Linked DNA regions of Homo sapiens: region 2 is linked to region 1. Evidence: chromatin contacts called from ENCODE Hi-C or POLR2A ChIA-PET data. All regions are on one chromosome and are shown on one strand. Each heading gives the region's core, a stretch centred on a gene start or an enhancer-like site at or near the end of the contact. The rest is flanking DNA. Distances are from core to core; before and after follow the strand shown.

Region 1 (6,622 bases), core at 2,012-4,511:
ACAAATTGTCAAAAATAATGCCTGATAATATCTTAATAGTTCTTCTTAACACTCTCTCTCCCCTCCCGAAGGATATGTCCACATTTAACTAGAGCCCACCAAGGAAAAGCCTGTTCTTTAGGAGCTGGCACTGCACTGTTCTTCTGGATACCTGTCCAGTGTTTGTTTGCATAACACCAACTCCAATGGTGTTACAGTGGCTGTTATGGTGGGACATTAAAGATGATAGTTTTCGGCAAGCAGAACTCTATGGTGCTGTTCGTAATCATTCATACATGCATAAGTGATTAAGTACCTCCTATGTGTCAGACACTGTGCTGGGCACTGGAGGTATAAAAATTAATAGAAATTTGAAACTTGTCTTTGAAGACACATGGTGGAGGCAGGAGGTAAATCATGCTTTACAGCAAAGTGATAAGAACCACGACAGAGGCACATATGGGAGCACTGAGGAAGACTCTCCAGAGGAGATATATTATATCTGTGTTTTGAAAGAAGAATGAGAGTTTGGCTAAGTGGAAAGAACTTCTACACAGAAGAAGCCTACGCAGAAGGGTTGAAGCAGAAAATCACTGAAGTTAAAAATTAATTTGGGAATCTACATGCTACCTCGGTGGAGATATAACAGTTAAGATCAAGAGCCAGGCTTCCTGGGTTCACATCCTAATACTTATTAATTGTAAATGATAGGAACTGTGGATGATGAGATTGTTTGATTTGTCCGTCCCTCAGTGTCTCCATATGTAAAATGGGAGGAATATTAGTAGAGTAATATCTACCCCATAGATTTGTTTGGCTAACCATAAAAATGTTCAGCCCATAGGAAGATTCCTTTTGTGTTCACTGTGATAGTCTCACTGTGGCTGAGCACAGAAGGTGGGAAAGGCAGGGTTGAGACATGAAGAGGTTAGCAGGAACCAGGAAATAAAGGGCCTGCTGGGCTGGGCTGCAAAGCTTGGCCATCCACCCTGAGGGGATAGCCTTTGTGGATTTTCCATTATAGAGTCATGTGGGCAACTGCTTCTCCAATTATAAATGAGGGGTTCATGGAAAATCAGATCTGAATCCAGAGCACACGTGCACTCTGAGGATACTAGAATGTGCTTACTAGGTGCCTGGACAATCCTTAGCTTGATTTAATCTTTTCAATGTTGTAAACAGATGTCTTCAGGAAAATTGTGTTATATGTGCTCCAAAACTTAGGTTGGAAAGAAACACAAGGCGCAAACGCTTTAGTCCAGATGAATGGATATGTGAAGTGGGTAAAGTGACTCAGGCAATCTATCATCCTCTAATTACTAAGCTTATAAAATGTATGCTTTGGAAATGTTTTGAAGTGTCTGCAAAATGCATTCCAGAAAAGTCATCAGAGTGTGTAGTACCATTTCCTGGGTACTAATAAAATACACTCTCTCTCATTAATGCCCTATTAATAATCACTTCAGCCATCAATACCTTATTATTAATTGACTTATTAGAGAAGGCAAAAGAAAAAATACAACTGGCAACCCTCAATTTTGGAGCTTAAATTTCAAGTAATGTTTGTAACACATTAAATCTTGTGTGCATTACAAAATATTTTATAAAAATTGGGTCATGAAGTACATTCTATTTTTAACATGCCTTTCTTTTCACTTAACACTGCACAGTGAGCACTTTTCCACATGACTGCATATTCTCCTATATGTTCAATTTTAATGGCTGCATATAGTTTTATCATCCAGCTGTAACACAGATTTTTTTTTAAATTCTTCGACATTTATGTGGATTCTAAAATTTTACTGTTATAAAATAGTATAAAAACTAAATTCGCGTAGCTAAATTTTTGCCCGGGTCTATGATTTTTTTTTCTTTCAGAATAATTCAAAGTGAGCATTTCTCAAGTCTTAAAAGGCCCTGATTTAATTGCAGCTGTTGGTCAGGCCTGGGTGCTCCCTGAGCCCTCCTCAGAGATGAGGTGCCTTGAGTGTGATACTGCAGGGCTTCTTACAGGCTACTTGACAACAGCCAGGTTCACTCTTACCCACAATGGGAAGAGAGTGGTTTCCCTGAAGGATCACGCAGTTCTGTGTAAATGATATGGCAAGCTACTCCCTGCCGTTCCAGGGCTGGGGTGCAGGGACCTCAGAGAAGGCGGTTTTGAAGGATTCCACTTTGAGCACAATCTGGCTCTGCAGCCAGGCCTCTCAGCACTCATGAATTTCCATTTTAAAACAACAACTGCTCTTTGAATTGAAATTCTATAGCCAGAGAATAAGAACAAAATGAAAGCCTTTATCCTTAATGAAGGTTTATGACAATAAGGTGATTTTGAGTATTTCTTAATATTATTATGTGTTCAATGGAAAATCATTTTGTTTTCTTTGGTAGAACATAAATAATTAAAAATAATTTTTCCCAAACCAAATGCAAATACTTAGATATCTGAGGGGAAAGAAACAAAAACAATAACAAATGATCCAAGTGATCCAGAGCTCTTCCATTTTAATCTTCACACTTTCCTTTGAGGAAAATACTTTTATGTATAATCTATAAGTAAAGATTCATTTATATGTTTATAAACCACATCAGACATGTTGAAACAATAAAACAAAACATGTTTTTGTTCTTATATAATTTTTATAATTGTCAAAGAAAGTATAAGGAAAAAGTCACCTGTAATTGCATCACCCAGTGGTTATCTCATTGTATTCATTTCTTCAACCGTTTTCTTACATTTAGCTTGATTTAAAAACAACTATTATAACCATTTGCTCCTATGAGTATCTTTGTAGCTATATTTTGTTCAAACCTCTATTTATTTCTTGAAAAAGTTGCCCACAGGAAGACTGCATCAATTTGCTCACTCACCAACCATATATAAGAGGTAGTCATATAACTATTAATGGTTTATATCTAGTGAAACTGAAGGCTGCAAACGTCAAAATGGTTCCAACATTAGTGTCAGTAAATAAGGGTTGGACATGAATCCTTGCTTCCTTCCAGTTTATTCTGTTGCGCCTCCTAGGAGGAGAATGACCAGATTCGCTGACATTTGGGGCCAGGAGTGGTGGGGAGAACGTCTGAGACACACGCATAGGGTTTTGTTTTGTTTTGTTTTTTGTTTCAGGAAGCAGTCAGTTGCCCAAAGAACAATAGTTAGGAAACCAAGCCCTCAGAGGACCGCATTAACTTGTGCAGTAACAAGTTCAGGGACGCTGGGTGTCTCAGCTGTTCAATAACAAGAGAGGGGCAGAAAGGAAGGTTGCCATGGTGATGGCTTGCCGCACGTGCCGCATGGGGGTGGGGGCGGAGGTGACTTTCTGCAGAGCTAAATGAAGCTGTGGAAGTCGCCTCTCCTTGGCCTTGGGATGCGGCCCAAATTTGAGGCGTCTCGGCCGCTGCCTGGAGCCGGGCTGGAAGCACACTGGATCCCTTGGGGAAGGCAGGCTGCCCTTAGCATACAGAAACCCCCTCCTGGCAGCCATTTTATCGCATCTCTTATTCTTTGGCTTCTTCCCGGCTCAGGCCTCAGTGAAGCCCAGTTCACTCCAGGGTCTGCGGCGGGAGGCGGGCGCGCCCCACAGTGCGGGCTCGCCACGCGGTCCCTTGGCCTTCCCCATCTTACTTGCAGCTTCGCGCCGGGAAGGGTTGGTTTTCGTGGTGGTTTGATGTTGGGAGGGGAAATGGAAATTAAATTCCCGGCAGACTGGGTTGCGATCTCACATCTTGATCCTACTGCGGGTGCGTAAAGAAAACGGAGACGCAGATGTGATTCGTAAGTGAAGGCTGTAGTCTTGGCGCACTTGGCAAAGGCTTTTTATTTCATACATTATTTGTATTCTGCCGCAGTGATTTCGGAGGCAAAGCAGACGCGCACTAGCCTGGAATTAAGACACGTATTCACACATTGGTTAAGGACGCCAAGCAGATACTAATCCGTGGTGTTTTCACAGAAAAGAGAAAATGCACAGGCAGCACATGTCTTTCTATTTCACTCCGCTGCAGTGGGGAGATGCAAGGCAGGGCCTGAGTAATAGTATGCTTGATTAAATTCGGTCGCATTGCCTGCTTTAGGCATTTCATTTTTCCACCTGATGGATGGGGTGACACTAAACTGTGGCATTTTCTTTGTCTGCACTGTGTTTTGTATGTGCTACATGGCATGCAGTTTAGTGCAGAACTGGTTTTTTTGACAACTGGAAATAGTAACTTCTGTAATTACTGTACAGTGATGTAATCCAATGAAAAATCTTTTGGGTGGGGGGAAGAACTTAGGCAGAAAAGATTGTTAAAGGCAGTGATGATGGGATTTGGAGGTATAAAAAGGATGACAAAGCAGAAATAACTTCACTGCCCTCAAGCTAGGAGCAAAGTTCATTTATAATTCTCATAGTTACAGAAACTAAAAGCTAAAAAATGGTTCCGTGAGACAAAATCTTTTCTAACATTGCCTTTTCACAGTTGGAGAAATAAAGATTTGAAGAGGTAAAGAATTAACTTACCAAGGTCACAAAGCCGTAGGAATACAGACCTGCTTTTCTGGTTTAACTACGCTAAGTCAAAAAAAGCGAGATATGGAATTAACTGCATTGAAAAATGAATGATTCTCAAACTTTTTATCTCAGCCTCCTTCACACTCTCAATTATTGAGGACCCTAAGGGCTTTCGTTTTTGTGAACTGTATCTATCACTGTTTATCATGCTAAAATGCAAAATTTGGAATAAAAATACTTATTAATTCATTTTAAAATAGCAATAAAACATTAGATGATAACCCAAATAACTCATTTTTATGAAGAAGAAAATTAATGAGAAGGGATACATAGATTTCCATTTTTTGAAAATTAGTGTGGAGCTTATAGTTCGAGTCTCATCTCTGCTTCTGCATTCAATCTGTTTTAATGTGTTGCTTTGATTAACATACATGAAGAAATCTAGCCACTCATACCAAAAGAGAGGACCTGGTACCAGAAAGAGTCTTGAGAACTCTCAATAAGAGGTGTGCTGCTCCACTTGTGGAGAGTGTTTTAATAACCAGTTCATCATTGAAGAGAAAGCCCACTTTGTAGCACTGCCAATTTCTCTGGTGTAAATACTCCCAACATGGCTGGTAATGCAAAGTTGGGAAAAGACAGGCAGTAGCACATTATTCTATAGTATTTCTACCATACAAATACAACAGCTAGAAATAACCACAAGAGCCTAACAAGATTGTAATAAAATGTAGTAAAATGATTAGGAAATGATGGGTTGTGAATATTTATTATCTTTACGTTAATATAATTTGTTTAATTGACGTTTTTATAATATACTTTTTAATAATGATTATGTTTAAGGACTGACTCACAAAATTCTTTAAAATTTGACAGTGAGGACTGCTGAGTCAAATGGTATTTCTGGTTCTAGATCCTTCAGGAATCGCCACACTGTCTTCCACAATGGTTGAATTAATTTACATTCCCACCAACAGTGTAAAAGCATTCCTCTTTCTTCACAGCCTCGCCAGTATCTGTTGTTTCTATATTTTTAAATAATCGCCATTCTGATTTGTGTGAAGTGGTATCTCATTGTGGTTTTCATTTGCATTTCCTTAATGATCAGTGAAGTTGAGTATTTTTTCATGTTTGTTGGCCATATACATGTCTTCTTTTGAGAAATGTCTGTTCATGTCCTTTGCCCACTTTTTGAAAGGTTTGTTTTTTTTTCTTGTAAATTTGTTTAAGTTCCTTGTAGATTCTGGATATTAGAATAAAAATTATTCTATTATAAAGGTACATGCATGTGTATGTTCATTGTAGCACTATTCACAATAGCAAAGACATGGAATCAACCTAATTGCCCATCAATGATAGACTGGATAAAGAAAATGTGGTACATGTTTATGATGGAATACTATGCAGCCATAAAAAGCAACAAGATCATGTCTTTTGCTGGGACATGGATGGAGCTGGAAGCCATTATCCTCAGCAAACTAACACAGGAACAGAAAACCAAACACCACATGTTCTCACTCATAAGTGGGAGCTGAACAATGAGAACACATGGACACAGGAAGGGGAACAACACACACTGGTGCCTGCTGGGGGTTGGGGGAGGGAGAGCATCAGGATAAATAGCTAATGCATGTGGGGCTTAATATCGAGGTGATGGGTTGATAGGTACAGCAAACCACCATGGCACATGTTTACCTATGTAACAGACATGCACATCCTGCACATACATCTCAGAACTTAAAATAAAATAAAATACACACTTTGGGAGGCCAAGGTGGGCAGATCATGAGGTCAGGAGATTGAGACCATCCTGGCTAACAGGGTGAAACCCCATCTCTACTAAAAATACACAAAAAAAATAAAATTAGCCTGGTGTGGTGGCGGGTACCTGTAGTTCCAGCTACTCGGTAGGCTGAGGCAGGAGAATGGCGTGAACTCGGGACGCGGAGCTTGCAGTGAGCCTAGATTGCGCCACTGCACTCCAGCCTGGGCGGCAGAATGAGACTCTGTCTCAAAAAAATAAAATAAAATAAAATAAAATAAAATAAAATAAAATAAAATAAAATAAAATAAAATAAAATAAAATAAAATAAAATAAAAAAATAATAATAATAAATAAAATTTGACAGTGGGTCCTCAAGAGATGT
Region 2 (6,622 bases), core at 3,870-6,369, 230 kb after region 1:
AAGTGAGAAATAAAAGAAATAGCAAAGTGCTCAGAGCACTGGACATAGAGTCACAAAAAATATCTCTACCAGAGAGATCAAGAGAACCACAAAGAAGGTGACAATTAAGCTTTCCCTAGAAGAGTGAATCAGATTTCTTCAGAGGGAGACAGTGAAGGTAAAAGATCATTTTGGTTAGCATGAGGAAAGGCATGGAGGTGTAACGGTATAAGATGTTTGGGATGTTGTGACATTACATTGCATCAAGTCTACCAATAACAATATATAAACATATCTGTTTCATACTTTGTAATGAAACCATCTGTTAATTGAGACCTTACCTCACTTTTTATTGATTTTCCCCTTAGTTTAGTTTCTTTACAGTCAGATTTTTTTAAAACTGTAGGTCATAAAACAAATTTAGCAGCTCTCTAATAGCATTTCTTTAAAATTGAATAGCATAGAAGAGACTATAATAATGTCAAGTAGAAAAATATCAGAGTGCAATATAATAGTAAAGTACGTAATGTTTTTGTGAAACATACTTAGTTTATTTGTGTCTAAGTGTTCTATGTGTCTGTTCCATAATGTATTTCATATTGTGGGTCACAATAAAAATTTGAAAGCCACTGCAGTAGTAATATTTTCTATTGCTTTTCATTGCACTCTTGTTATATTGGCTATGATTAAACCTTGAGTCCAAATGAACCTAGGTTTTTAATGAAGTGACAAGTGACACAGACTGACCTCATTTATAAGCCTGGCACACAGGCAAGCATCTGTTTTAGTGAACTCTAGTTACATTTTACCAGATGAAATGCTGCTAGCTTGGGAGTGAAACTATCATTTGTAATGTTATTTTAACATTGCTTTTCTATTCTGGATTCTAAACTATTAAATTAGAGACAATATATAAAGATATAACCAATTAGTTGTATATTTTCTAAGACACCAGCTTCTAAAATAATCATTCATTTCTTTCAACAATTATTGAGTGTCTACTATATGTCTAATGATATTCTACATGCCAGAGATGTAGTGGTGGAAAAGACAAGAAAGGTTGTTGAAATAAACATATTTTACATTAAACATTTATATTATACTTGAGGTACTTGTGATTAAAGTAACATGACATAGACTTTTTTAAGATTTAGAAGCAAACTACAAGATAAAGAAAGAAAGAAAACTTAAAAAAAAAACACCTTCAACTTAGACAACAGACGTCACACCACAGAAGGTACTGCATAGGATATTTAAAACTAGATGAGGCAGGGTGTGGTGGCTCATGCCTCTAACCCAGAAACTTTGGAGGGTTGGGGTAGGGCATCATGTGAGGCCAGGAGTTTGAGACTAGCCTGGGCAACATAGTGGGACTGTGTCCCTGGGCAACATAGTGGGACCGTGTCTCTGCAAAAAAAAAAAAAATAAAAATAAAAAATTAGCCACAGTTGGTGGCTGTGTTAGTCTGTTTTCACTGTGCTATAAAGAACTACCTGAGACTGGGTCATTTATAAAGAAAAGAGGTTTAATTGACTCACAGTTCTGCATGGCTGGGGAGGCCTCAGGAAACTTACAATCATGGGGAAAGGCAAAGGGGCAGCACGGCATGTCTTACATGGCAGCAGGAGAGAGAGAAAGAGAGAGGGGAAGTGCCACCCTTTTAAAACCATTAGGTCTTGTGAGAACTCCCTCACTATCATGAGAACAGCATGCGGGAAACGGACCCCATGATCCAGTCACCTCCCACCAGGTCCCTCTCTCAACATTTGGGGATTACAATTCTAGATGAAATTTGAATGGGGACATAGAGCCAAACCATATCAGTGGTGCTCACTTGTGGTCCCACCTACCGTGACACTGAGATGGGAGGATAGCTAGAGCCTGAAGGTCAAGGCTGCAGTAAGCCATGGCAACGCCACTGCAATAGCCCTTCTCAAAAAAAAAAATAAAAAAATAAAAAATAAATGAATAAAAGTAGATAAGACAAATGGCATATTTCACAAAATGATTTTTAATCTATTTCTTATGTAAAAATTAGAAAACATATGCTTATACCTAACACAATTTGCCAGAAAAAAATGAGTCTTGCACAGGAGGGAATTAATATTTATGCTACTGTTGTGTTGTACTTAAAAAGTTTAAAGTTCTCCACTGAGAGTAAAGTAATAGATTTTTTAAATTGCATATTAGATGGAGAGTAAACCTTGAACTTTACATATGAAATTTCTTTGATTTATCCTTGTAGTTTTATATATGAATGGTGGTGAAAAGTAATAGCATTTATCGTTTAAAATTTCAGAAACAGTCTGTTTTTATTCGTAACACTATTTGTAATGACTATGCTAGGATTTATAAAATTTATTCTCTTTGCCTTATGACATTAAAAAACTATAATTCAAAATATGTCAATTGAAGGCCTTATATTATAGACTAAGATGCTAGGTTGGGAAAAATAAACATATTTGACCTCACTGAGGAAGTATGTCAACAAAATGTAAGTAAATGATTTAAGTTATTATTAAATATATGTCTTCATGTATTTTTTAATACCATTGCATGTCTTCATACTGCTTTCTGTATCATTATTCTCACTTGCTTCCCAAGCTGTCTTTTGTCATTTTTAACTGCTCCTTTGAAGCTGTTTAGGAATATAAGTCTTTCTTGGTCACTTCTGGAAATTTATTTTACCAAATTTAACCCAGTGGCTGTTTCCGTGTTATTTAATTTTTTCTCAAAGTGTCCTCTAACCTCAATCATTTATTGAAGGTTTGCTTCACTTTTCAGAGTGAGTACTACATATATTATTTTCATTTGGGAGAAGGACTAAGAGAGAAAAGGAGAGTTATCTACATAGGAGGGAAAAATAACGTGTTTTATTGATCATTTTTAAACTCAAAAAAGTATTTATTAGAGAAATGAGAAAATTCATGTTTGAGACAATGTTGAAAGTTTAGAATGTGGGACACACATAGTAATGCAGAAATTTCCCGTGTTAAAGTCCTCTAACTGTGATCACTTGAAAATAAAAACTAAACTGTTTAAATCTGGCTTGACTTCTTTTTAATGGTGTTAAGTTTCAAGGATGTATTTAAACATTTTTCATCTTATTGAAGTATTTGCTTCCTTTGCATTCACATTAGAGAAGCTATAGTTGCTTCAGTTGGACTACATTTTCCTAAGGTGAACAGTTTGGGTTGAGTCCACACTAAACTAAGAAAATACTTAGACAAAAGATTATCTTTGACAAATATATCAGTGAGTGATCAGAATATATAAATAGAAATATTGATTTTGAAAAACAAGATAAAAATCAAATGGGAATTTTTACATATGCTAAAAAAATTAAAATAAAAACACTGTATCCGTGTCTCTTCAGAAATCTTTTGTATTACTTCTCTTTTGTCACCAAAAAAAATATTCAGTACAACTCTTAGATGTTAATGAAAGAAAAAACACATTATTTATTTCTTCTCGTATTTTTCTTTTCGCTCTTTCTGAGAGACAGAGGATCTGACATAATGCAAAATTTAAGACAAAAAAAAAAATACCTGGAAGAAATGAGCATGGAGAGGGAGTAATTTTGAATGATTATGCTTTCCCAATTCCTCTGTAAGCCTCCTTTTTTTCCCCAAACTGTATTTAGCATTGTTCCTGAATCAACAAAAACATTGCCTTACTCTTAGCTTTTTATAACACCAATAATGAACAATGTGACAAGAATATTCATATCTGGGGAGAAATAGGATGTAAGATTTTGAAAGTTCAAGGTGCTAAATTTTTTGAACTCATTACATATTTGGATAATTCTTAAATTAGCATTTATTGGCTGATGATGTTTTGATCAGGAAAAATTATCAAGAACATTTGATTTTTTACTAAATTGTATGTGTTCAGACACTCAAAATTCTTTGTTGGGGCTCTAGGAATACTCAGATCTGATCACATTTTAAGAAATTTTATCATTCAGATTCGTTTACTAAAACTCATCAGTAATGAGTTCTGTATGTTTTGTTGTTATTTATGTTTATCCAAGCTGTTATGTTGACCTTTTAAAAATGCTGTTTCTCCTTAAAATTAAGAATAACTATTTTTCCCTTCTTTTAGAAAGCTAAGGAGGAAATGTGGACCTGATAGCTGCAAAAGCAAATTGAACTAAAATAAAAAGTTCGGAGTTCAAGGACTCCAAACTTTTCAATCGGTTTTCTCTTCTTCTTTATTAAATGTATTGCCACTAGAAGCAAATAACTGATGCAGTTTCTGCCAGATAATGGCAATAATAAAGGTGAAATGTGAATATTTTTTAAATTATATCTAAAATCATCCACATCATTTAGCTTGTGGATGTACAGGTAGTTTCTATTTGGGAGTGGGGCTAGGTAACTCATCATTATAAAAATGGTATCCAAGCAAGGATCACAATACCTGTACCACTGCCATTGTAAACATTGGATGGCAATATACATGAAACTGATGAACATGAGAACAAAACAAAATAAAAAGTGTAATACATTTTATTTATGCTCCATGGGAGGTGGTAACCTGTGGGGATCAGCACACTCAGCAAGCGGTCCCCGCGCATTAGAGGTGAATCAGACACTTGAACATCTGTCCACTTCATGGAAGACGTTTCATCTCAGAATACACGTACTAATAAACAACAGTTGGAGACAATTGTCTCTGACATTCAACATAATGCTGAGCTGAGGCTGAAAGAAGGAAGGGTGGAATTGTATTTCCTTTGGTAAAGCAAAAACAGCCGTGAGTACAGCCTCTTCTAAAAATCTGATATTTAAAGAGAATTGTAAGACATCAAAATGTTCAATTTGGAATGAAGAGTGGCCGAAGTTACTGGAAAGCTCGTGCCTCCGTCTGCAAAATCACTGGCCAGGAAAGCAAAAACTTTTCCAACACCCAATTTTAATATTGTGCTAAAGCTATTGACTCTGTTAAACCTCTAGAGTTAAATATGATCCCCTCCCCAGCCCCCACCTTTTCTCTCTTAGGTTAGTGTCTGGGGGACAAGGAGGGGGCTGGAGCTTGGCCCCAACCTCGGAATTGCTGCCAAGGGCTTGTAATACAATCTCTCCCCGTTTGAAGGGTAAATCAGTGTCAACTGCATTTGCGTCCACCAAAAAAAGTAAGCATTTTACTTCCGCTCGGTCTATGAGGACTGATGAAATGTAGGAAATCTGTTTCTGGCAGGGAGAAAAAATCGTTTTCCCAAACAGCACTAAAAGGAGCCATCAGAGAAGTATGAAGAGGGGTAGTGCGGCTGTAGCTGCTGCCGCTGCCGCCAGGCTGGTGGGGTGCGGGGAGCGGCTGCTGCAGGACCTGTGCCTGGAGGGGGCCGGCCCCGAGAAGCTGCAGGAGCCCAGCCCGGAGCCCAAGCGCCTCTGAGAGCCGCCAGCAGCCCAGCTCGGGACGCGGGGGTGAGCACGACTGGCTGGCCCAGTTCTGCGCCAACGCCGCCGCAGCGTGCGCGCACCGCAGCCGGGGCTCACGGGAGCCCCTGCCTGTCTACTGCACCCGGGGCGGCGGGGGAGGGGAGAGGTCATTAAAAAATAACCTCAGGAACGAGGCGGGGAAGAGTGAAGAGCCGCGGACAGTTGGACAGGCTCTTTCTCTAAGAGTGGGTATTCACTGCAGGGGGTGACTTTCTGATTCTCTGGAAACAACCATGTGTTCCTTATCCCTATTGCGGAACACCCCGGACAACCGCAGCACGTAAGCCCGCTGGGGTGGCTCTGCCAACCAGGGACAGAGTGAGGATTTTTAATGAACACATCGATTATAAATGCACACATATGCATTCGTGCACAAGAGTATCTGTAATGCATGCTCAGCATTGTCTGTTATGGTGGGGTGGGATAGAGCCAGAATGGTCTTAAAGGGCTGATCCTGAATGTTTTACTTGAGTCGTTGAGGCCAGGATGGGAGGAAAGAGCGCCACATGTGTGATCTGGGGTGATACTCACTGTGTCTGATGAGTTTGATGAAATTGAGTTTTATGTGAATAAACAAACGCTAGCCGATATATATCAACACACTTTGGGGAGATTTTGCGTGGTATCGTTCTTTTTGTTCAGTCCAAAGTTGAGACTGGAATCTGAAATTGTTTGGGGAACAAAGGAGGCAATTTTGCTTTGGAGACATTATTTATACTGGCAAAATTAAATTCTGTCAACTCAGTATGGTAAATTACCATTAACTTAGCCCAGGTATCCGAAGAAGTTTCCATTGTCTTGAATGAAGAGGGAGCAAAAGCGAGGGTTAACAGATTCTGTTTCTACATTCTAAAAACAATTGAGGTTGGGGGAGGGTTGTTAATTCTTTTCCCAGTTAACCTTTTTGAAATCACAGTCTTTACCCTCTCCATCTTCTTCATCTTCATCCTCTCACCTCCGTGATCTTCTTACAGTGAAGAGTTTGCAAAACTTTATTCTTATAAAATTATCTCCTCCAACCCTCTCCAACAAGGTTAGATCAGTTGTGTATGAGAGATCTTATGCCAAGGAAATAAGATCTGCTTGTGCACAGGAACACCCATTTGACATCCTAGTATTAAAATAAAGGCTTAGACAGTTTGGATGTACCAGCCTGGCAGAGGAAGTCCACTTTTCCTCCCCACGTATCCCCTGAGATT

Evidence for each region. Hi-C counts contacts between places; a loop is a spot of excess contacts on that map. ChIA-PET counts read pairs that join two places held with the same protein, here RNA polymerase II (POLR2A). Pooled maps may share reads with other maps.
Region 2: a map with no recorded cell type shows a loop between it and region 1 (6-fold over the local background). The contact joins the promoter of GAS2 here to the enhancer-like site in region 1. A Hi-C loop is called at or near these places in 3 of 37 single-sample maps with no recorded cell type and 3 of 50 pooled maps. POLR2A ChIA-PET finds 5 or more read pairs at or near these places in 1 of 52 experiments (CD4-positive, alpha-beta T cell).

The regions. Positions count from the first base shown.
Region 1 is chr11:22,429,215-22,435,836 of GRCh38, forward strand. No RefSeq gene overlaps it. Among named protein-coding and RNA genes, the nearest start is that of LINC01495, 59 kb to the right of the region's middle. Within about 2 kb of position 3,262, at least 7 of the 41 ENCODE cell types and tissues checked have a DNase peak (open chromatin) inside an H3K27ac peak, as active enhancers do.
Region 2 is chr11:22,661,492-22,668,113 of GRCh38, forward strand. GAS2 (growth arrest specific 2) reads left to right here and starts at 5,120. Exons shown (of 8, transcript NM_001143830.3): 1 at 5,120-5,408. RefSeq lists a silencer at 5,200-5,359.